Regions from separate parts of the Homo sapiens genome. Here region 1 is linked to region 2. A link is a loop called in an ENCODE intact Hi-C map of the cell type or tissue named here. Cell type or tissue: B cell. All regions are shown on one strand. Links, peaks and the distances in the headings refer to the core of each region. The heading gives the core; the rest is flanking DNA.

Region 1 (6,404 bases), core at 2,443-4,942, 760 kb before region 2:
CAATTTTAGAGAAAATAATTTCCTTTTACTACAATCTCAAGTCCTAAATCCAAATCATATAAGACAAGATGCTTGCTCTCTGAGAAAAAAAAATGGTCAACAGTGATTTAGCGGTCTACATTGGCCCTGCATTCAATCTAGTATCACTTAGGTTTATTAAATTTTAACTAGTTTTTTCATGTTTGGGCCAATTTTTTCTTTGAAAAATGATAAATGATTGATGAATTCCAGGAATGAAGAATGTTTCTTAAATCACAGTTCTTCTACTTCCAGGTATGTTTTTTGAGATAATAGCATAGGTAGTATTTAAGCCAAAATAATCATTTACTGTAACTCTGAGGTCAGTGGGCTTGTTTATTGAAATAATAATGTCCCAAATTCCCTATCGTCCAACCGTTTGTGTTCTGATTTGAAAACACAAATCTACAGCTAACAGTCTTCGTGTATATTGGTAATTTACTCTGTGAGCCAAGTCTGTTACATTCATCTTTGCTCCAAAATTATTTGCTGAATTTAAATTTGATTATGTAGAAGACTTCTTGACCTAGTGACAAATGATATAGCCCTAAGGAATAATAGAAAGAACTACCAATTTTGAGCATCTTCTTTATGCTAGATATTATGTGGTAGTATAGTTTTTGTTGTCATGTATATTCTCTCATTTAATCCTCACCACAAGCCTAGGAAGTAGATATAATTACCTGTATCTTATAATGAAAAAAGAAAGGCCTAGAGATGTTGTGTAACATATGCAGGGTCAGTGTGCCAGAACAGGAACTCAAACCCATGGGGCCCAATGCCTGTGCTCTTAACCATGAATCTTAATACAACCATGAAGCCCTTCTTAATTTAAAATAATACACAGATACAAGGTGTTATGAGACTCAAAGTTATTCACTGATAGAATGGATTTTAAAGATGTGTGTGTGCATCTACATAACTGTGTGCATGATTATTTGAACACACATTTACATCTATCTACCAACTTATCTATCTTCTTCTCTGGGTTAGAGACAAGATTTTGTGAATGATCTTTTACAGTCTTTGAGTATTTCTCAAACCTAGATTTGTGTTGTTTTATGATTAGCTTGTGTTTATGGTCCTTTTTTTTTTTTCTCTCTCTTTAGAGATGCAGCCTAGCTTTGTTGCTCAGTCTGGCCTCAAACTGAACTGCTGGGCCCAAGTGATCCTCTTGCCTCAGCCTCCTGAGTAGCTCGGACTATGGGCACGTGCCAATGCACCTGGCTTCAGTCCAATTTTAGATGGAAGCAGTTTTTCAATGCTAACTGCATGGTTCAAGTTTAATAGGACTTGATAAATTGAATTCCATCAGTAAGTTAAAGGGAGAGACAGCCACTGCGTGGTCAAGGAAGCTCAAATCAATGGCGACAATGATATATCTGTTTTTCTAACAAGTAAACCATTTCTAGATCTAAGCTAAATTTATAGCCTGAACCCTCAGAACTGGATTTCCTAAAAACTGGCAGAAAGAAAATGACCTATTGGCATACTGAAAGCCAGTCCAACCTAATAGTAAAAATATCCCATTAAGGGCAACAGAGTTGTCTGTTAGAATATTTGCTTTGTGTATAAAAATAGCCCAGGGAAAGTGAAAACGCAAAAGTTTCTTGGTAGTCTGTGAACAATGTGCTTTTAGTTTCACTATGTAAATCAAAGACAAAAACAACATTGGGCACAAGTAAAATGGACTCCCTCACTGGCAGCAGAACAGCACCCACAGGTTGAGTTTTGCACTTCTTAACTTCATAAAGTTTCATTACATGTGTCATTTGGGGGATCTGTCCTAGCGGCAGGGATGTTGAAAAATCTCTGCTGTGATTGGAATTTAGGAAATAAAGTACTGGGTGCCTAGAGAAAGAAGGATTATCCCATTGGCAATTACAGAGGCCAAAGAGGCTGGAAATTAGCCATTTTTAATACTAGTTTGAGACTAAGGAATGATCTGAGGTGCCCTGGATTGAGACAAATTGAACAGAGAAGTTGGATTTAAGTGTTTTGCTGTGCCACATTGGTATCTGCTACTGGTTTGTTTGTGTTTTTCCATCTTTGTGTAATCTACGATTTTAAATCTCTCACCCCATGAAAGAATTTTCATGACTAAATATGATTAGCAGGAGATTTACAAGAGCAAATGAGTTTGGGGGGAAAAATAAACCACCACCAACCAAGGGGCCAAGTTATATTCACAAGAATGTGCTCCGGAAAGAAGAAACTTTTTAAGCCTTTGAGTAGAAATACTGGCCTATGTTGAAAGTGGACAGGCCCCTGTTTGAGAAAAACTGTAGTTATTTTGTCATATAAACTATCTTTGGAGGAATATATATATATTTCTAAAGAAGGAGAGAAAATAAGAAGAACAGAGAATGCTATCAGATCATCAAAGCAATTCAGTCATCTTATCTAGCTTAACGCACACATTTGCTTTAACCTGCAATTTTGAATGAGGACAAACAAAACATTTATAAGATTTAGATCTTTGTTTTAAATTCTAACTACTTGGGTTAGTTTATTGTCTTAGTGTAATTGCACTATAGTCCTTTCAAAGTTAAATCCATATAGGATTTGCTGTGTACAAAGGCTAACTTTCTATTGACATTTTGAAGGACTTTGCTTCATCCATGAAAGGTGACATATCTCTGTCTTCTTCAAGTGTAGATTTCTGTGTATACTTTACCTTGAGTGGTGGAGCAGTGACCTCTACTAAGTAAACAAAGATACGATTTGCAAAACCAGATTAAGTCAAAGACCCAAATATTTATTGAATGTTGTGCAAGAAAGCCTAGAGTGTAAATCACACTCTTGATGGATAACACTATGGCTGCAAGTTACCGAAGAATGGTCTGGCTTCAGGGCTGACCAGAGCAAGCTCATTCACAAAGAAACAAGGTTAGGTCAAAATTTAGAACACTGCATTTTACCTTTTATAAACAGCAGAGAGGAAATTCTGTTGACCAAGATCCAGGAAACCGATTGCTTAATTATGCATCCTTCTGCGTCGGAAAACTACCTGATATTTACATATCAATACTTCCTGTGGATCTCACTATGCTTTATAAGGTTAATTTCCTCATTAGTACTTTATTGATATTTAATACTACATCATCTAATTATGGCTATGGAAGGCCCCATACCCCTCCTCATATTAACCTGATATGTTAAGCCATTTCTAGCTCTGACCGAGAAACTTTATAGAATTTATCTAGGATAATATCTAAAATAATGCTGAATCAAATATGCACCACAAAATTTGGCTGCCGGGTAACTGCACACTGTCCCATGGTGTTCCTCTGCTGGATGCTCAGATCAAAGTGGTCATTCACTTAGTAAATACATATTGGGCATATACTATTTGCCAGGCCCTGTTCTACACAATGAACCAAAGTCGCTGCTGATAAGTTTACATTCTAGTGGAGAGAAAGAGGATATAAACAAAATATTATATAATGTCAGTTGGTGACACGGGCTGTGAACAAAAATGAAGAAGGATTAAGGAAATGAAAGACTAGAGGAGGTGCTGTTTTAGATATGGTGGTCGGGCAGCACTCTAGGTTAAGGTGACATTTGCTGGGTTTCTGGTGAGGCTAGTTACAAAGCTCATGGCTGGCTCACTATTGCCACCTGCAGGCCCCAATACATCTGGAGGATGAATGATTTAAAGCCAACAGACACATATTTTTTCATTTAGAGCTGTCAGAGATTTGACAAGTGTAGGTAAGTAATAGAATGAGAAGTATACTAAGAGAGGAACACTGCGCAAGTTAGCCAGAAAATACCACAATGACCATCTACACATTACTATTGAGCTTGCGAGTTATGCCATTCTCTTCATCAAAATCCTCTGAGGAATTCCCATTTCCTGTCTAATTAAATATAAACTTCTCAGCCTTGTATTTAAGCTTCTCCAAAAAAAAAAGGCCAATATAACTTGTTAGGTATATCTTATAAATTGGATTGAGGTAGCATATCCCATAAAATTTCAAAATTTTGCCTTCATGAGGCTGACATAAAAGGTATTTTAATTATTATACAATTATTATTATATAATACCTTAATTAAATACCTTCATAATCATATAATAATACCTTAATTAAAGTAAATTTTATGTAAGCCTCATGAAGGCAAGGATTTTTAATCTGTTATTATCTGTGGTGCTTGATCAATGCACCCAATAAATATTTGTTGAGTGAATAAAATATATTTTACTAAAATATTAAGAATTACTAAATATTACTAAAACACTAACATAAAATACTAAAATGCAGTTTGAGGCAGAGAACATGACCATTAAGCAGATAACAAAATCATTCAAGAAAAGGAAATACACCCATTTCAAAACCATCTGTTTCAGAGCAAAAATCTGTAGCAAGGCAATCAGATCTCACAGTGTGGGTCAGTGATAGAGCTGATGGAGAGTACTGGGGAGGGACCACGGTGATCCTCCTGACTCCATTTGAGTGGATCAGGAGAGGAGCAAGACATTCACCGTGATTTTTTGACTGAAGGAAACTTTATATGTATTTAATTTTTGGAAAACTAAAGCAAAATTGTGTCACATTTTAAAACAACTCCAAGTTTGAATGATAAACATAAAATAGAGTGGGCAAGTCCTAGAATATCACAACACTAGGAGGAATTGCCTAGAGCCATTGGTCACTGTTTCTCCTGATTTGCTTTATAAACTATAAGGAGAGAAAGCTCCACATAGGCCTCTGAACCACTCCTGCTTGACTGGAACAGGTGGGCTGCCCTAACCAAACAGTACAACTTTAACAAAGGTCAGTCAAATCCTAGAAGATAGGGAAATGAGGGAGTTTATAGCATTGTGTTGTGCATATTCTCTAGAATACGCAGAACTAGGGCTAGAATGTGTCATAGAGAAAGCCAAGTAACCTTCACCTGGCCCTTTCCTTAGGTTTGTCTGTCTTGGTCCCATGCTTTAGCTCAGCTCACTCAGCTGTGCTCCAAGTCAGCAAGTGGTCATGACCTACATTTGGGACACTATTGCAGGACCTTGTGTCACCCACTGCACTCCATTTCTCAACTAGAATTTGCCACTGGGCCTCAGGCTGCCACAGCCTATGGTTACTGTCAGGAAATGCACCAGTGCATTCCAGCCTGGCCCCAGCACCCAGCCCTACTTAGGTTTGTTGTGGTCCCTTCTTTCTCCATTCAGGAATCCCTCTCTACTTCCTGCTCTCCCAATGACAGGATCTGGTAAACTCATATGAAGTAAGGTAGGAAAGACTGAGCTCGCCTAAGGTATTACTTCTACCAAGACTGAAATTTAAACTTGAGAAAAACCCGGAAACTGAAGACATCAGAATCTAAAAAGAGAATTTTACAAAACAGTCAGCTATTAGAAGAGAATTATGGGATCAAATACAAATTAGGTAACTAAGAGAAGTTGTATAAAGCCATTTAATGACGTAAAGACGTTTTATTTCTATTTTAAGTACTTAGAATTTCTTCTAAGCGACTATTTCTTAAAATGCTCCTTAGATTACTCTGTTTCACTTTGTTAAAAATGTTAGGTTCCTCAGCCCCTTTCCAGATCTACCGAAGAAGAGTATCTGGGAGTGGACCCCAAGAATCTTCATTTTATTAACAAACTTCCCCAGATGATTATTATACACAGTAAAATAGGACAACCACTGCCCTACACAGGAGAGTAACCATACCTGCTTTACCTAAGAAGGCCTTATTTCCATTAGACAATCTCAAATCTTGTATACTTCCTCTTTGTTAGAGTATTTAATACTGAAGATATGCCATAATCATTTCTTGTTGCAAAAAGAATTTAAAAACCAACGGTATCAGTTTTTTTCTATTGAAGTTTAAAATTAGATTTTGGTAATTCAGAAACAAAAAGACAAATACAGCATGTTCTCAGTTATAAGTGGGAGCTAAAAATCTGCACACATGCACATACAGAGTGGATTAATAGACACTGGAGACTCCAAAGGGTGGGAGGGTCGGAGAGGGGTCAGGGATGAGAAATTACCTATTGAGTACATGTACATCATTCCGATGATGGTTACACTAAAAGCCCAGACTTCACCACTAAACCATATATCTGTGTAACAAAACTGCACTGGTAACCCCTAAATCTATGAAAATAAAAAACAAAACAAAAACAAAATAGATTGTGGATAATCCAGTTTAATGATGCATATTGCTTTATTGATGAATATGGCATCAATGCTGCCCAAAGAATAAAAAGTAGACTGGCCCCAAGCCCCAGTGCCTTAACACATTACAGAAGTAGGTGTTCAAGAAATTCAATCGCTTTACAGAAATAGAATAGAAAGGACTTAGGGAAAGACTGAATGAACACGTAGGAGAGGGGTAAAAGTTTCACAGATAATAACTCTGAGAAACAGTAA
Region 2 (6,404 bases), core at 1,400-3,899:
AGTGAGCCGAGATTGCACCACTGCACTCCAGCTTGAGCAACTGAGCGAGACTCCATCTCAAAAACAAAAACAAACAAACAAAAACACCAAGTTTAGAATTCTGTATGCTTATACCTGAAACTAAAATGTTAATATGTTTACATAGCTAAGAGAAACCAAATTATAATAGTACTGATATATGAAACACGAAGAGTCTGTGGTTTTTAAATTTACCCCTTATCACAGCCAAAAAAAATCTGATTTATAGCAAGCTTTATAAAAGCACTTCTAATGTGCACCGAAGTTTAGTTCTGTGGGACTAGTTACTAACTAGCTGTAGCACCTCCTAGGGTTGATCTTAAAGATGAACCTGTCTTCTTCAATGTGGTTTACCACTGGCAGCCATCCTTTTACTGCAAACCTGCCATCAATTAATTTATATTTTCGTATACACATTCAGAAAACAAAACAACAATAAAAAAAGAAAATCATACAACTTCCTGAAAATTAAGAGTGGCTTTCTACTAATTAAAAAGTTGAAAATCTAAAATTAGTGAATGCTTAGGTATTATTTTAACATACGTGATTGAGGGGATGGGTGGTTGGGGGGCTGGCTAAATACAAAACTAAGGAAGCAAAAAGAAGAAAAGTGGTTCACGTTTCCATACTGTCACATACCAATCTCATCACTGTCAAAGTCATCTGAGTATTCAGAACTCCTTTGTCTGGCTGAGCGAGCTGTAATTGCTCTTATTAGCTCATCCTGAAATGAGATACTGAAATCAATTTCCATCCAAACATGGAGGTATCATATTCACAAGTAATTCTTTAAACAAACAATGCTTGATTAACGACTGCTTTCAAACTTAGGTTTCATTCATCTAACAAATATTTCCTGCAAGCTCACTTTATGCCATGTACCCACTTTACGCCTCATACTCAATGCAGAGCATCACAGACAAGAGCCCTTCCTCATGGAGCTCGCAGTTTAACTAGAGGAGACACACATTATGGAACAAATTAATTGCAGGTTATAATTAGAGCTGGAGGGTAACAAATAAGAAGGGGCTCAATTTAGATTATAATTTATTAAAAACTGGTATTTTGAAAGAAATTGGTATTTTTAAGAGCTTTTGTCTCGGCATATTTCAGAAATGGATGCAATCAATATTGCAAACTTAGAGGCTGAGTTCAAAATTGCAGTGACTCAACAGAAAAAAAAACTTAAACATTATGTTACAACAGAAAAAAAAGTTTTTATATAAAAATGGCAATTTAAGGTTGCGATTCAACTTTTAACTTAGTAGGAAACTAGTATTGAGGCTACTTTGGTAGTCTTAAAACCATATAGGGGAGTTTGTAATACTGGATGGAGCCCAAACATGATCATGTGCAAAACCTCAAAAGTAATATAAGATTTACCCCTGCTTTATATAGGACTGTTCTAGAATCACCAATTTCAACCCATCTAATACAGTGTTTACACTGTGAAATGATTCCAAATAAAAATACTTTACCTGGAAAGTAGTTCTTTTGGTAACTTTTGGACTCTTTGTATATGCCAAAGTGGTGCTAAAAACTTCATCAGACATAGTGTATTTTTTCTCGTTACCTTTATAAAATAGCTAATTATTAGAATTCAACTTCTGATAGTAGCTGAAATATACAAAACAAATCAGACTTCGCATGCTTCAGAATTTATTTTATTACATTTGATTCTACTCTCCCCACAAAGGTCAAAGAAAAGCATCTGATATGAACATTGGGCTACATCTTCACTTAAAAAGGTTCTTGTAAAGAAATAGCAAATTCTCATAACAAGCTTGTTTAAAAAAATTCAAATGGAAGTTATCCTAAAATAGTTTTGCAACTACTTAAAAAGTCTGCAAATAAATGATTACAAGTTAATACGACAAAATGCTGCCAATTAAAATAGAACACCTTATTTTTCACCTCTCTTCTAAAGTATAACATTGCCTTCAAAATAAGTCACGTCTTATTTAAAAGGCCATCAAAAGGATCGTCGGCGTAAAAATTATGAGCACCACCACCAAAAAAAAAATGTATCTATATATTTGCATACAGCGCTATTCAAAGAAAAAGATCGTAATGCTAACCCGCAAACAGCCAGCGAGATGTATTGCAAGCCAATTTTTCCTCTCACAAAAGTGTTAAAGAGAGCCAGACAAAACGACGAAGCTTTCGCGATGAGCCGCATTAAAATCGCGGTTTCCCGTACTCGGAGCAGAGGCCTGGCAGGGCCGCCCATAGCGTTGTGCGCCCCGGGTTCCGTTCCCTACCAGGCCAGGTGACGTCCGGGTGCTCGCCGCTCCTCACCGCGCCGTATGCTGAGCACCAGCGAACGCCAGGCCCGTGCACGTCCAAGCGCGGTCTCTGTCCGGATCCCCCATGGCCCCCAGGTCCCGCTTTCTGTTCCCGGCCCCGGACGCCCGCGGCCAGTTCTCCGCGACCCTGAGAATCAAGAGCCAAGCATCGGGTAGGAGCTGCTCACCTTGGTCTGGGCCTGGCGGCGCCCGCAGAGCCGGTCCTGGACCGAGCGAGGAGGAGGGGCTAATAACAGAGGCGGAGGGCGGTTGCTAGGAAACAGCGTCTTCGGGAGGAAGTGACTTCCCCACCGCCGGGTCTCTCGGGTACCCAACACCGCTCTTCGGCCCAACGTGTCGCTGGGGCAACCACCCAGACGAAGGAAGTGACATCACCTTCCTGGGTCTTTGGAGAGGGGCTCATTATTGGTCGCTTGTGTGCATGTGCTGTTGCCTAGGAGACAGGACCCGCCCAACTCCCACCCAGATAGCCTTACTCTTGCCAATAGAGTAAGGGTCCTTATCTGCACGTGTTGCAAATAAAGCACATTCGTCGTTTTGCCACAGTTAGGACGTGAAGTTCTCTGAATCGAAGTACGGTGTCAGTGGATGGGACAGAATAGTACGGTAGTGAGTTTGCAGAACCCTGTTTCCGACTGCAGGTTTGAATCCTGGTACCCCTTTCCTACACACGTGATTGTCCCAAGTTAAGGTCTTTATGACTCAGTTTCTTCTTCTGGGGGAAAACAAAAGTGTACTAATAATAGACACCTGAAAGGTTGCTGTAAAATTGAATGAAATAATACAAGTGGAACACTTGGAAGAGTGCCTGGAATTGTATTCGATATTAGATATGCTCTTCATGCAACTAAGCCGCAAAGGGCCTGGAGAGACCTCAGCTCTTGTGGACACAACTGAAAGCCCATTTGACATCTTACTTGAATGTAAAACTCCCCCTCTTTGTATACTTAGTGAGTAATCTTATTCCAATCAAACCAAACAAAATGATCCACTAGGCTAAAAGAGCATGTGCTACTAAAGTAAACAAAATCAACATCATTTAATTCGCATAGGAAATTCTTAAAGCAAATAAAAACCAAAAACGTTTATTGAAAGTCTTTAAAATAATATGAATTTTTACTATTTTTAATTTTTAAAAAGCTTAATCCTAGTTGAATTATCTGAATGAATTCATTGACTAGTAATTAAACTCATACCTGGTATTTTTTCCACATCTCTAAAATATGTTAATATTTCACTAATTCAATTTTGTATAAACAAATCACATTGAGATAGAAATTTAATAAATCAATGTATTGAAAAACTAAATGTGCATAACAAGAAATAAGAAATTTAGTAAAATACAATGCTGTATTAATCAGGGTTCTCTAGATGGACAGAACTAATAGTATATATATATTATATTATATATATTATATAATATATTATATATATAATATATATTATATAATATATTATATATATATGTCCACTCATCTGTATCCATTTATGAAGCTGAAAATGTACACCACCTCTACACACACATACCCAGAATAGAAAATGCTCCCTATTTTCTATTAACTCATGGCACTACTGTTGAACCCTTCCAGGTTCACCTCATGCTCCTGGAACCTCCTTTCCACTGTAAAACATTCTCTCACTTTTTCCTCTATAATCGCATTCTTATCTTAGCTAAGCAAAACTATTTTCTGAATAAACTATCTCCCTGAGGGCTTTTCAAATAGGGACTGCTGTAGAAGGAAGATTTCTAAGTTCTCCTAGGTCCTCACATACTCAGTGACTGCTCTCCTATTACTCCAAACCCTTCCTCCTCACAAGCCAATATTCTATGTTCTATTTCTCAGTTTCTGTCATCAATAGATATATAGGCCCTTCTCCCACATTCACTGAATATCTACAGCCAACCTATCCAATACCTGAGATCACACCAAGGTATGGTGTGGCCATGTTCCATTCAATAGAATTCTTTGCTCAATACTCCAAGACTTTCACTTGTCCATACCCCTAATTGTGGGGCTCCGTACTGGAAGTCTTAAACTGTAATACTCCACTCCAAAAGGCCCATGGCTTCCTTTTTTAGTTATTCTTCTCTTGTTATTTCTATTTAGGAACTCATCAAGACATCTAGACTCTTTTTTTTTTTTTTTACTTTTTCTTTCTTTCTTTTTTTTTTAATGCATGTATCTCATCTAAGATGTCCAGACTCTTGAGCTTTTCACATCTTCCCCCAATTTATCAGTTGCTCTCTTTGCTTCCTGCTTCCCTTTCCTAGCTAGCCCAAGTCCCACAATGTAGCTTATGGAGTTCTTTCTTCAGCACTTTCAACTTTCTCACTTCATCATTCCTCTGGGACACAAAACTTGTCCATTGATCATCCAAATTCTTTGACCCAACGTATTTCAGAGTAATAGTGCATCAATCCCAGCTTACAATTTTATTTTATTTTTAGAGACAGGATCTCACTTTTTTTGCCCACTACTGGGCTCAAGCGATCCTCCTGCCTCCATCTCCCCAAGTGCTGGGATTACAGCCATGAGCCACCATGCCCGGCCCCAGCTCGCAACTTTCTGTGTGACCTCAGGTATGTTACTTAGACACTCCTAACCCCAGTTTGTGCATTCATAGGTTGGGATAATACCAACCCCTTCCAGTGCCATTTTAAAGATTTCATACAATACTTTGCACAAATACATATGATAAAATTATTTCCCCACTCAGGACAGTGCCCAGTAGAGCTGGTGAGTCAGTAACTGTGGTTCCCCCGCTTTCCCTCTCCTTACCAAGCTCACCTTCCACCTTCCCTCTAATTCCCGTCCCTATTCTCTTTCATGTGTTTACGTGCCTGTCTCTTCCACTAGAATCAGTTTCTTAACAGCAGCAGTTTCTCAAAATTGACAGTTTGAGCAGAATCATTCTTTGCTGTGGGGGCTGTCCTGTGCATAGTAGAATGGTCAGCAGCATCCCACTCTCCACCCCACTAGATGCCAGTAGCACCCTCCAAGCTGTGACAATCAAAAATATCTCTAGACATTGTCAAATATCCTCTGAAGGACAAAATCACCTCAATTGAAAACCACCGCACTAGAGTAATGGCTATCAAACTTTTTTGAACAAGACCTACAATAAGAAACATTTTGTACATGTATATACACACACAGTATGTGAAATAACTTCATCAAATCATTCTTTCCCTTACGGTGTCCCACTCTGATATGTTCTATTCTGTTTAAAAAACAATGACTAGACTGAGCCTCAACAAGAATAGTAATCTTATCTGTTTCATCTTTACACTCACAGTACCTAGGCAAATTTTGTGGCACACAAGAGGAACACAAATACTTGTTAAATTGCAATGAATAATCATTTCTGGTAGTCAATAAAGAGTTTTAGTTAACAGAAGAAAAACAAAAATTCAATTTGTTTTCTGGTTGTGCCGTGTTCAAAATTGAACACCACCCTTGGCAGCTTCCAGGAGAAAAAGTTCTTCGCCTTTGCTCTAAAATATTCTGTAGCCTAATCAATGTGAGCAAAAGGCAAAAATCTACTAAGGTATAAAATGTTTTTATATACTACATATATAATGTAGTATATATGTATACTGATTATACATATATGATGTATACATAGTATATATGTATACTGTACATATGTACATAGTATATATGTACACTGATTATATATATACTACATATGTAATGTAGTATATATGTATACATATATATGTATATATGATTATATATGTGTATATATATGTATATATAATCATATATATATACAACATATAATCATTTTATGATTATATACTACATAGATAATCATGTGTGCACTAGGCAGTGACCTAAAATGCCAATGACTATGGCCAAATTACTGACAGATACAAGCCTGTGACTTAAGCCAGCCACTCAGAAGAAATAAGCCTCCCTTTCCTTGGAGACATTTTCTAAAACTATAAAAATAAAAGGCAGAAATTAGTACATATTCATGTAACAACTACCCCCCTCCCTAAAATAACTTCTGTTGTATAAAACCCAAAGATTAAAAACTACAACATTGGATAGAAAAGCTGAGTCTTTCAATAAA

What was found. Hi-C counts contacts between places; a loop is a spot of excess contacts. Peaks named below come from ENCODE experiments on the same cell type or tissue, not always from the same donor. Only the 100,000 strongest peaks of a DNase experiment are listed, where the experiment ranks them.
Region 1: a loop joins it to region 2, with 6 times the contacts of the local background. A loop is called at or near these places in 4 of 110 quality-filtered maps.

What each region holds. Positions count from the first base shown.
Region 1 is chr4:154,615,270-154,621,673 of GRCh38, forward strand. No RefSeq gene overlaps it. Among named protein-coding and RNA genes, the nearest start is that of FGG, 5.8 kb to the left of the region's middle. RefSeq lists an enhancer at 1,587-1,736. In B cell, for the core only: a CTCF peak has its summit at 3,612 (motif pointing left); a DNase peak (open chromatin) is centred at 3,632.
Region 2 is chr4:155,374,280-155,380,683 of GRCh38, forward strand. It overlaps MAP9 (microtubule associated protein 9), which reads right to left and starts at 2,686. Exons shown (of 14, transcript NM_001039580.2): 1 at 2,492-2,686; 2 at 1,497-1,635; 3 at 658-742. The coding sequence starts at 1,571. RefSeq lists an enhancer at 2,139-2,568. In B cell, for the core only: no CTCF peak of the experiment used is centred there; a DNase peak (open chromatin) is centred at 2,592; H3K4me3 peaks cover 1,519 bases; H3K27ac peaks cover 1,918 bases.